2 separate regions of the Homo sapiens genome follow, and region 1 is linked to region 2. A link is an interaction called in ENCODE POLR2A ChIA-PET data of the cell type or tissue named here. Cell type or tissue: MCF 10A. All regions are shown on one strand. Each heading gives the region's core, and the rest is flanking DNA. Links, peaks and the distances in the headings are about the cores only. Region 1 has its middle 13 kb from the start of MIR4713HG. Region 2 overlaps TNFAIP8L3 (TNF alpha induced protein 8 like 3).

Region 1 (2,916 bases), core at 256-2,755, 56 kb after region 2:
CCTGGCAGGCGGAGCTTGCAGTAAGCCAAGAGCGCGCCACTACACTCCAGCCTGGGCGACAGAGCGAGACTCCGTCTCAAGAAAAAAAAAAAAAATACCATAAGACTAAGCAGACTTCTCAGCAGAACCTTATAGGCCAGGAGAAAATGGGATGGTATATTCAAACCATTCAAACCAATGTTACAAAAATTAGTAGCATTTCTATATGCCAACAGTGAACAGCTGAAAAAGAAATCAGACCAGGTGCAGTGGCTCATGCCTGTAATCCCAACACTTTGGGAGGCCGAGGCAGGAGGACCACCTGAAGTCAGGAGTTCAAGACCAGCCTAGCCAACATGGTGAAACCCCATCTCTACTAAAATACAAAAAATTAGCTGGGTGTGGTGGCTCGTGCCTGTAATAAATCCCCGCTACTTGGGAGGCTGGGGCAGGAGAACTGCTTGAACCTGGGAGGCAGAGGTTGCAGTAAGCTGAGATCACGCCCCTGCACTCCAGCCTGGGTGACAGAGTGAGAGTCTGTCTCAAAAAAAAAAAAAAAAAAAGATTAATGATGAAAGGAAGAAAGGAAGAAAATGAAGGAGGGAGGGAAGATTACCCTCACTTGCAGGTTCTATGCTGTTCCTGTAATCCCAGTGCTTGGGGCCGTGTCTCCTTTGTTCTCTAGTATTAGATCCCGGAAGAACTACAGAAAGGCTGGCATGATAACTAGTGCTTGCCCTCCACCTTTGGGCTCTGGGACTGGCACCCACGCTCCCTGGACCAGACAGTAAAGCTGCATTTCAACCTCAAAATTGGCATCAGACCCAGCCTCAAACAGCTGGCTCTGAACTCCAGGGCTCCTGCCACCCTAGGCTTGCTCCTAGAACTCTGAAGAGGAGCTGGTGGTCTGATTATTCCACATTCTGCTCTTTTGGGAGCAATCATGGCACTTTGGCTGAGAAATGTTATATTCAGACATTTCAAGTTGATGTGGCTGAAAATTTTAACTTGAAAAAGATATTTCACACATATTAATAATAGTTCATAGTTTCAAACATGTTTATTTCAATAAATAATTATATATGTGTATATGTGGGTGTGGTGTGGTTGGGCGTGTTTGTGTCTGTCTCCATGTATGCTGGATTTATCTACTTCTCATTCATTTTTGGTGATGATTATTCTTCTAACACAACACTACAAAAAATACCAGTGAATCATCAATGATTAACTTGTTGAAAATAGTTTTCCTCTGGCTTCATGATTACCTGCTTCAATAAAATAAAATAATCACAGCATTATTTAATTTCCTGACCCAACTACCAAATTAATCTAAAATAAAACAAGTTACTATAATCCCCCAGTTTTCTTTAGACTAGCTGGACTTTTGGCAGTCAGAATCACTTCAAATCTGGAAGTAACAAAGAAAAGAAAAAGCAAAATGTCTTTCTCTCCAGTAGAAAAAGAAGAACCCTCCCTGTTACAGGCTGTGACTTGTCAATCTGCTCACAGACGTTATGACACCCTCTTATTGGCAGAGCTCCGAAAGTGCCAGCTGCTTCTCACTAAAGCCAAGAGGTGTGGAAGAATAAAAGGGAAAATGAAATAAGAAAAAAGAGTATATTCACGGAAGATCATGAGATCCCAGCACAAATCCTGATTCTACAGATAGATATCTGTATTAAATCATTTAAGCTCTCTGAGCCTCTGTTTCTTCATCAGTAAAACAGGAAGATAATACTGTGCTACAGGGGCTTGAGGAGATTAATAAAAAACACATGACAGTGTTTAGAACAGCTTCTGACCCAGTTGCACTCAATAAATATTTCCTTATTGTTGTGATGACAAATTATTTTTTCTTTAGGCCTTTTAGACTTAATTAGAAGTAGAGTGTCATTATAGATAATAGTAAATCATGTAGAAAGGTGTGTTTGAACTGTACTTGTAGACTACAAGTTGGGAACCCCTTAATGTGAGGAAGGTTGACGTTAGAAGCCAACTATGTACTATTTTTTTTTCTTGAGACAGAGTTTCACTCTTGTTGCCCAGACTGGAGTGCAATGGAACAATCTCAGCTCACTGCATTCTCTGCCTCCCAGGTTCAAGTGATTCTCCTGCCTCAGCCTCCCAGATAGCTGGTATTACAGGCACCCACTACCATGCCCGGCTAACTTTTGTATTTTTAGTAGAGACGGGGTTTCATCATGTTGGCCAGGCTGGTCTCAAACTCCTGACCTCAGGTGATCAGCCTCAGCCTCCCAAAGTGCTGGGATTCCAGGTATGAGCCACCGTGCCCGGCTTTATGTACTGCTTAAGACAGAAAAAATAGGTTTCATTTTGAGTGACAACTCAGATAAACTAGTAGTGGATGCCTGAAGCACTATGGTAGGAAGGATCCTGAAGCTGAGTTTTAAATCCAGAGCAAGAGAGATGTAATAGATGGCAACACCTACCATGACTGCAGAAGGGGAAGTGATGGCTCATGCCATTCCTGATATTCTATGCACAAAGGATACAACTTCAATGAGTTTTGTAGCCAGCCTCACAAGAGAAATTCAGACAAGTAATAATAATTATTAAACCAAGAAATAACTTAAGAATCACTTCATTTACAAAAAAAATTCAGCACTGCTGCCAGTGCTCAGCACTCATGTGGACCACAGCCCCGAGGACAGGTCTGTGACACCTTCTGCTGCAGCCACTGGCACCCACATGTGCCACCCAGGGGCCCCACAGCCAACCTGCTGCCACTACTGCTACCAGTGGTGCCATGCATGCCAGCCAAGGGCCAAAGGCCTGTCTCCCAGCCCACCACTGCTACTCCCAGCACATGAGGATGCCATCTGGAGGCTACAGAATGTGCCCATACAGGGCCTCCACCTCCACTAGCACCCACATATGCTTCCCAGGGGCATGAAGACCAGTATGCCTGTCTCACCA
Region 2 (2,916 bases), core at 283-2,782:
CTAGGTGTACAGTGTTGATAAAGTCTATAGTAGTGTACAGTTATGTCCTGGGCCTCCACATTCACTCTCCACTCATTCACTGACTCACCTGGAACAACTTCCAGTCCTGCAAGCTCTATTCATGCTAAGTGCCTTAGAGAAGTAGACCATTTTTTATCTTTTATACTGCATTTTTACTGTACCTTATACATGTTTAGATATACAAATACCATTGTGTTACAGGTGCCTACAGTATTCAGTACAGTAACATACGGTACAAGTTTGTAGCCTAGGAGCAAAATGCTGTACCATATAGCCTAGGTGGTAGTGGGCTTGACCATCTAGGTTTGTATAAGTACACCGTATGATGTTCACCCAATGGCAAAATCCCCTAATGCATTTCTGAGAACGTAGCCCCATCAAGTCACTCATGACTCTATGTTGACTATGCTTTTTCACGCTTCCAGAAAAGTCCCCTCATTAAAAAAAAAAAAAAAAATTCACTCTTTCTTAGTTTTCAAGTTGAAAGCAGGAAAGTTCCCTTATTTAGTGCCTTTATGAAGGAGCCATCTTTTCTTATTATTTGCAAGTGAGTGACTATGACCACTGTGATTTTAAAAGGAGAGATCAGGGAATAAGAGAGGGAGAATGATTGAGACAGGAGCAAATTGTTGGACAAAGGGAGCATTGTGCCCAAAATGATGGATAGCTCATCCTAAGACCAGCAAGCGTGGTAAGCACAAGGGCTGCTACCAACCACCTCTACCCAGGATTTCTCCTCATCCTGGGAGGGAGGTCAGTGATGTGCCGAGACTCAGGGAATGGATGAGGAGGCCTGTTTCCACCCATTCTTAGTGTTTTGTTTTGTTTTCTGTTGTGTTGTTGTTAAAAAACAAACTATGTAAAAAGTAGCTCTGCCAAATTGTCATCACTCAATGAGAGTGGCTGAGGTCTGAGCAGCATGTGAAGAGGGTGGAGGTTGGTGCTAAGACAGCACACAGGTGGAATCAAGGCCAGGTGAGGGCCAAGAGCAGCTGGTCAGTGGTTCAGGGAGTCATGGGGCACATGACAGGAGTGCTGTAGGACAAGTCCATTCTCTCATGAGTCACTGAGTCCCGTCATGGCTGCCCCAGCTTTCTTGAGCCCCTCCACCTGGAGGGTAGCCTCTTTTAAGCTCAAAGAATCTAAAACTTCCAGAAAAGCTGGGCCCCCCATGGGCCCTACCCATCTTGTCCACACTCCAGAAGCTTAATATCTCCTCCTGACTTCACCCTGTCCTCCCCATCTCCCTGGTCCCAGCTCTCTGCCTCACCTGAGATGTCTTCCCTTCCCTAGCCCATCTCAGGCCCAGATGCTGCTCTCCGTTTCCACTGCCTTGGGCCCCCACCCACCCCCACAAGCCCTCCTGAGTGTTAGAGGGACTAAGGCAGTGAAAAAGCCAAGTCTTGTGGCCATTCCTGGAGTTAAGTCACGAAGCAAAAATCTTAAAAGCTTCCAGAGAGAAAAAAAACAGGCCCTTACCAATGTATACTAGTTTTCTAAATAGCAACACTGAACTTTAGACAACAATGATGCCCTGCCTTTGAATTCTCAAGGCAAATGATTTCCAACATAGAGCTCTAGACCAAGGCAAACCATCCATCAAGGGTGTGGTTGGAATAAAGTCATTGTATGATATGTTAGATACCAAAAAATGACTTTATCATGTCCTCTTCCTGAGATAGCTGCTTACTCAGGCGGCAGCCAACTGAGGCCCCCAGGCCAAATCTGGCCTGCCACCTGTTTTTGTGTTTCCATTTTTAAGTACACCTTACATGGTTATTTACACTTTACATGGTTATTTAAGTACCTATACAATATCCTCTATTTTGCCTTTTTCTCCTTTACTCTGTGGCTCTTTAAGGCGGTTTGCCGAAGTCTGTGCTAGACCAAGTGCTCCACTGAACCGAGGACCAAATTAAGAAAAAGGAGTTGTGAGATCCAAGAAACAGGAGATGGACACAGGAGAGAAGGGGTAAAGAGTGAAGGGAGGACCCAGGATGACTACGTGTGTCAGGCATCAAGAGAAACATGCCCAGACTTGAGTTGGGGGACAGAGGGCTGCCAGAGATATCTCCAAGAAAAAAAAAAAGTGGAAGCAGTTGATTAGTTGATGTGTTTGAACCTATTGAGAAGAACTTTCTATTCTGCTACGAACTTTAGGAATGAATTTGCACTAGACAGATAAAAAACTAACCAGGAGATTAAAAAATAGTGTTTAACTCCTGGGAAAACAAGATGAATAAGAAAGGAAATGCAGGCATGGAAGTTATAGGACACTACATGACTTGGCTATGAATGATAGCTAAATCATAGTAATGTCATCGCTGAAGTTTGATTTAACCAAATGTTGAAAGAGAAGCAAATTGGAAGGTGGAAGGAGAAATGAATGGGAAAGAAAGCTAAGTTTTCACCTTCTGTAGTAGACAGTTAAAAGCAAATAAAATCAAGAATTAACAGTGTAAGCATGTAATTTAAATATAGAGAGGTAATTATTCATTGAAACAGCTAAAATAGTTTAAACTATTTTGTCTGTAAGTAGCTAGCATCAGAGGTGTGCTGGGGATGCTACATCATGTTATAAGCCTCCCTTGTGGAATGACTTTTCTTTTTTTTCTTTCTTTCTTTTTTTTTTTTTTTTTTTTTTTTGAGACAAAGTCTTGCTCTGTCACCCAGGCTGGAGTGCAGAGTGCAGTGGCATGATCATAGCTCACTGCAGCCTCGAACTCCTAGCCTCAAGTGAACCTCCCACATTGGCCTCCAAAGTGCTGAGATTACAGGCATGAGCCACCATGCTCAGTCTGATTTGACTTTTTAAATAATTGTACCCTGTATTACTTTGAAAATAATTTTCTTAATAAAAAGAAAAGAAGTGACAGAGCAACCTGGTGAGTGATG

What was found. Peaks named below come from ENCODE experiments on the same cell type or tissue, not always from the same donor. Only the 100,000 strongest peaks of a DNase experiment are listed, where the experiment ranks them.
Region 1: POLR2A ChIA-PET joins it to region 2 with 17 read pairs; 3 of 35 experiments call an interaction of 5 or more read pairs at or near these places.

Annotation. Positions count from the first base shown.
Region 1 is chr15:51,023,502-51,026,417 of GRCh38, reverse strand. No RefSeq gene overlaps it. Among named protein-coding and RNA genes, the nearest start is that of MIR4713HG, 13 kb to the left of the region's middle. In MCF 10A, for the core only: no CTCF peak of the experiment used is centred there; a DNase peak (open chromatin) is centred at 1,497.
Region 2 is chr15:51,079,607-51,082,522 of GRCh38, reverse strand. All of the region lies in intron 1 of TNFAIP8L3 (TNF alpha induced protein 8 like 3), which reads left to right. The region is part of intron 1 of MIR4713HG (MIR4713 host gene); the gene reads right to left. Among named protein-coding and RNA genes, the nearest start is that of TNFAIP8L3, 14 kb to the left of the region's middle. In MCF 10A, for the core only: no CTCF peak of the experiment used is centred there; no DNase peak of the experiment used is centred there.